2 separate regions of the Homo sapiens genome follow, and region 1 is linked to region 2. A link is an interaction called in ENCODE POLR2A ChIA-PET data of the cell type or tissue named here. Cell type or tissue: K562. All regions are shown on one strand. Each heading gives the region's core, and the rest is flanking DNA. Links, peaks and the distances in the headings are about the cores only. Region 1 has its middle 78 kb from the start of CD164. Region 2 overlaps PPIL6 (peptidylprolyl isomerase like 6).

Region 1 (2,914 bases), core at 215-2,714, 87 kb before region 2:
CCTGTAATCCCAGCACTTTGGGAGGCCGAGGTGGGTGGATCACAAGGTCAGGAGATCAAGACCATCCTGGCTAACACAGTGAAACCCCGTCTCTACTAAAAATACAAAAAAAAAAAAAAAAAAATTAGCCGGGCATGGTGACGGGCACCTGTAGTCCCAGCTACTCGGGAGGCTGAGGCAGGAGAATGGTGTGAACCCGGGAGGCGGGTGAGCTGAGATCTCGCCACTGCACTCCAGCCTGGGCTAAAGAGCGAAACTCCATCTCAAAAAAAAAAAAGTTTAGTTTTTTATCCCCTGATTTAAAGAATACAATTCGTTTGCACTTTAGGGGTAGAAGGAAAGAAAGAAGTCCCTCAAAGTTACTCTATAGCACGGTATAAAATATATAGCATGAAACATGCCTTTAGTCTGAATGTATTGTTGATGTTCAGGGTGATTAGGGTAAAAAGGAGAAAGCTGAAGAGATATCCTGATAATATAATCCTTCCTGCAGCAAGCCTGCTTTAGGAGTACATCAAGGAATTTCTAAAGAAAACAACACGAGCCTCTCATTCCTTGAATGTTTGTTGCTTTTCTCTTCATTTTTGTTTTTGTTTTTGAGACAGAGTCTCACTCTGTCTCCCAGGCTAGAGTGCAGTGGCATGACCTCAGCTCACTGCCACCTCTGCCTCCCAGGTTTAAGTGACTCTCGTGCCTCAGCCTCCCGAGTTGCTGGGATTACAGTTGTGTGCAACCACACCCGGCTAATTTTTGTATTTTTCGTAGAGATGGGGTTTCACCATGTTGGCCAGGCTAGTCTCGAACTCCTGACCTCAAGTGATCCGAGTGCTGGGTATAGGTGTGAGCCACTGCACCCAGCCTTCTCTTCATTTTTGAATGTGTTTTTATTTTCATGCTCACTTACTCAGCTCTCTCTAAACATGCAGATATTTATGTGTGCTTTGACAGCTGGGTGTGGTGGCTCACTCCTTTCATCCCAGCACTTTGGGAGGCCTATGTGGGAGGATCCCTTGAGCCCAGGAGTTTGAGACTGTTGTGAGCTATGGTTGTGCTGCTGCACTCCAGCCTGGGCATCAGAGATCCTGTCTCTAAACACAAAAAGAAATAAAAATTAAAAATAAAGTGTGCTTTGGGTTGTCTGGGGATTCCTGGGAGACACAAAGGAGCCTGGGCCCTCACATGAGCAGTGCTGAACTCATGGCCACGGCCCTCGTTTTTGGTATCTGATAAGCAAAGAGCTTTTGCCTGTCCTCCTCCGGGCCACTTTCCAGGTTTCATTATGTTGTTACCTGGAGGAAAACTCTAGCATGTGCCCTGTGAGTTCCCTGAGGTTCAAAATAGCTTTTACTGATGGCAAGAAGATTAAACTTTCCAATGCCACATCACTGACTCACACTTGGAGTTTAAAAGTGATCCGTTTGCGATTTAAAATCAGTTAATTCAAGATTCTCCCTCTTCCCCTTTGTTTTAATCACCTCCTCTTCACTTGCTGGAGAGGGAAGGGTTCTGCCTTAGGGTCATGGGGATGGCTGAACACACAACACCTGACCCTGGACAGATGGGGTGAATGGTAATTTATTAGTCACAGACACAATCCAGAGGAAGAGGACACTGCCCCCCTACACAGGGCCACTTGGGAACAGAGTGAACAAGCAAGGGCTGTGGGAGGCAGGTTTTGTAATATCAGGAGAGTGTGATGTTCTGTGCTTCACACAGGAAGGGGTGATTGATTTGAATAATGCTGTGGTCTGGCAGGGAACTGAAACTACTACTCAGGGATAAGCAGGAATTGCACCTGGTTCCTTTGATAAGGAAGGTCGTTAAACCTGGAGACCTTATCTGTGGGAGCGGAGTGGGGAGTGGGGAACTTTGTGGCTAAGCTATTTGAGGCCTCCCGATTTTGCCAGAAGTCAAGGCAGCACAAATTTTGGACCTTAAGTTTAGGGCTCACATGACACTCTTCTTGTTCTTCCATCCTCTCAGAGGTGATCTAAGTTTGTGGCAGTGCTTTCAAATCTTCCTGGCAGTTGGGAAGACACAGCCACTTCCCTTATCTCTGCTGTGGGTGAGCTGGCCTCTTCTGGTTAGCCTGCTGTTCAGCACCCCTCTGGGTACCCACATGTGGAGGTCTTTCTCCCCACTTTGAGGGGCTGCCAGTCTTCCTGGGAGGCCACCTCACAGAGAATCCAAGCAAAAGGTACCTTCTGCTCTGGGATACCCTCCTCCAACTTATCCAGCATCTTTCCTTAGGCATCCACTAGAACTAAGCTCTAGAAATAGTCTTTCCTTGTTTAACTGTTATTTCCTTTTAGGCAAGAAAAATCATTCTAATCTATCATACATACTTCCTTCTCTCTGACTTATGGTATAAATTTCATGCTCCAGTCTTCAGGGTTTGTGGTTCTTGATATACAAAGCCATGTTTTGTTTAAAACCAAACAAGAACTTTTCTCCTCCAAACCCCAAGGAGGCTTAAAATTTAAAATTTAGTTTTTATAAAGAACTATTGTCTCAGCTGTTGGTCTTAAAATAATTCATTCAATAAACAATTGATAGCTTTTTTCTAGAGCTACAGCTTCACTATTCAGTTCAGTAGCCACATGTGGCTATTTAATTTACTTTAATTAAAATTATTATTAATTTAAATGAAAGAAAATTAAAAATTCAAGCTGGTCTGAGTGCAGTCGTGTTTACAACTAATTGATCACAACCAGTTACAGATTGCTTTATTCTTTCTCCACTCACACTGCTTCACTTGACTAGCCCTTAAAAAAAAGAAAAAGAAGAAAAAGAAAATTAAAAATTCATTCCCTCAGTCACAGTAGTCACATTTCAAGTGTACAACTGCCACACGTGGCCAGAGGCTACTCTACTGGACAGTGCAAATATAGGACATTTCCACCATTGCAGACTC
Region 2 (2,914 bases), core at 146-2,645:
AATTTATTATTAAATTTATCGAGTGCTTACAGCAGACCAGGTCTCTTATAGGTTCTTTATAGAAATTATTGATTCATGGAACCCTCACAGCAATCTTATGTGGTAGGTACCACTGTTTCTCAGATGAAGGAATTGAGGCACAGAAAAGTTCTTGCCTGAGTTTGTGCAGCTAGGGAATGGCAGAGCCAGGATTCTGGCCCTAGAACACACATTCTTAACACTATGTTGCTCTGGGTCAGTTGAGAATGTAACATAGGCGGTCTGCTTCCTCCCATCCACCTCAGGTCTTAGCATAAAGCATATGTCATATAGCAATAAAGCTGTCATTAAAAGGAAAAGCAAATGCCAGTTGTCAGGAGTTAGGGATGGCAGAGGGCAGGGGAGTGGGTTGACTGTAAAGGGGTACTGGAAGGGGGTCTTTGAGGTGCTGGAAAGGTTCTATATTTTCTCTATAGTGTTGGTTACATGAATATACTCATGATAAAATGGCATCACACACATTGTACCAATGTCAGCTGCCTGGTTTGATATTGTACTACCGTTTTGTAAGCGTAGCCACTGGGGAAAATGGGTGAAAGGTACACAGGACTGCTCTGTACTATTTTTGCAACTTCCTGTGAATCTATATTTCAAAATAAAAAGTTAAAAAAGCCTACGCCTACTTTTGGCAAGCCTCATATCCATTAGAAGCCTGCCTCTTTAAGACTGATGTAAATAGAGATTGTTCTTGGAAGACAAACCTCATTCTGCTTAGGGTAAGAAAAGCACTCTCAGCCGGGTGCGGTGGCTCACGCCTTTGTAATCTCAGCACTTTGGGAGGCCGAGGCGGGCGGATCACGAGGTCACAAGATCGGGACCATCCTGGCTAACATGGTGAAATCCCATCTCTACTAAAAATACAAAAAATTAGCCAGGCGTGGTGGCAGGCGCCTGTAGTCCCAGCTACTCGGGAGGCTGAGGCAGGAGAATGGCATGAATCAGGGAGGCAGAGCTTGCAGTGAGCCGAGATTGTGCCACTGCACTCCAGCCTGGGCGACAGAGTGAGATTCCGTCTCAAAAAAAAAAAAAAAAAAAAAAAAAAAAAGAAAAGCACTCTTAGTCTGGGCAGAGCAGGGGCACAGGGTAGTGGTGGTAACAGGAGCTGAGCAAGGTCACCAATAGCAGAGTCAAGCACTCTGCTGACTACATTACACCATGGGGACTGGAACCAGTTCCTTATGTCTTGCAGTGATTCCCAGATGACTAGTGCCCAGCTGTCTAAATGGGAACCCTGGGGAAAGAGCTAAATGAACACAGAATCTGTGCCCCACGCCTGGGAACCCTGGGGAAAGAACCAAATGAACACAGAATCTCTGCCCCACGCCTGGGAACTCTGCCTCAGTAGGTCAAGGACAAGGTCTGTTAGGTTACATTTTAAAAGCTCCCCAGGTGATATGAGCTTGAGAACTTTAGATTACAGAGTAGTGATAAAGCTGAATCTCCAATAACATCACATGAGTCAGCCACCACGGACACTGTAAAACAAGCCCTTGGTTTTCATAGGGTTGGTATGGCTCAGAGAGATAAGGATGATGTTCATGTCATATATGAAAACATCCAAAGTGTAGATACTCTTTCTGAATGCTGGTATAAACAATGAAATATTACAATGAATTGCTTTTTCTTCTGCATCATTCCTATTTGGTTACTTACCAAGTTTCTCCTAGGAGTACATGTAGTTACAAACAAGAACATAATTCTATTACAAATGTCTTAGGCTATCAGGTGTGTTGCTAAATTAAGAATTTTTTGTCCACAAGTAACAAAATTCTCAACCAACAGTAACATAAACAACACAACACAGGGCTCTGTTAGTCTCCTATAATAAGAAGTCCAGAGTAGGTGGTTGCTGGTATTGGTCCCGCAGCTCAAGAGACTGGGGCTGACATCTCTGCAGTACTTGGCCTTTCTTTTTTTTTGAGACAGTCTCTCTCTGTCGCCAGGCTGGAGTGCAGTGGCGGCATCTCGGCTCACTGCAACCTCCGCCTCCCGGGTTCAAGAGATTCTTCTGCCTCAGCTTCCCAAGTAGCTGGGACTACAAGTGCATGCCACCATGCCCAGCTAATTTCTGTAGTTTTAGTAGAGACAGGGTTTCACCATGTTGGCCAGGATGGTCTCAATCTCTTGATCTTGTGATCCACCTGCCTCGGCCTCCCAAGTGCTGGGATTACAGGCGTGAGCTACCACACCTGGCCTCAGCCTTTTCTTTATGGCCACAAGATGACAGCTGTAGCTCCAGCCTCTCCACATTCCAGACTGGATGAAGGGGAAGGGGCAGGACCACTGGCGTTCTATTCCTGTCCCACTGGCCAGAACCATCTCTCATGGCCACCCGTGGCTGCAAAGGAGTCTAGGAAATTGAGTACCACCCTTTCACAGTCTCTATGACAGAGACAGGAAAGGAAGATGGGGAGGGATTGGGTGTAGATGAGGCAACCTACAGTGTCTGCCACGGCTTTCAAATTACAATTTATCAAGTACTTTTTAATTAAATCCACAAACAGCTGATCAGATACAAAGTAATAAATTATCACAGAAAATATTGATATGAAAATCAAGCATAAGGATCTCCACTGTCAGTAATTCTACACATATGTATTGGTCTTTCATTCTGTGTTGGAACTAATTCTAGTTGTTTAAGCACTTCTGTTCCTTCAATCAGTTGCCTACATAGGAGAAAAAAATGGAAAATTTAGTCAGTCATAAGTTTTCATATTTAGCTTAACATTCCGAAATGGGGTCCTACCCAGCTATAGCTAAGACTATTTCCTACAAATTGAATGAACATCAGCTCTAAGTATCCTAAACCTCTCTGGATGTGTGCACTTTACCACACCTGCAGTATCCAGGGCCATCATCCAGGCAGCTGGCCTCC

Evidence for each region. ChIA-PET counts read pairs that join two places held together with the same protein. Peaks named below come from ENCODE experiments on the same cell type or tissue, not always from the same donor. Only the 100,000 strongest peaks of a DNase experiment are listed, where the experiment ranks them.
Region 1: POLR2A ChIA-PET joins it to region 2 with 5 read pairs; 5 of 35 experiments call an interaction of 5 or more read pairs at or near these places.

What each region holds. Positions count from the first base shown.
Region 1 is chr6:109,302,827-109,305,740 of GRCh38, forward strand. It overlaps the pseudogene CCDC162P and the pseudogene RNY3P11. Among named protein-coding and RNA genes, the nearest start is that of CD164, 78 kb to the right of the region's middle. RefSeq lists a silencer at 1,414-1,604, an enhancer at 1,754-1,898 and cis regulatory regions at 1,834-1,857, 1,850. In K562, for the core only: a CTCF peak has its summit at 2,058; DNase peaks (open chromatin) are centred at 1,225 and 1,735.
Region 2 is chr6:109,390,233-109,393,146 of GRCh38, forward strand. PPIL6 (peptidylprolyl isomerase like 6) reads right to left here. Exons shown (of 8, transcript NM_173672.5): 8 at 1-2,705. The coding sequence ends at 2,594. Among named protein-coding and RNA genes, the nearest start is that of CD164, 9.2 kb to the left of the region's middle. In K562, for the core only: no CTCF peak of the experiment used is centred there; a DNase peak (open chromatin) is centred at 1,529.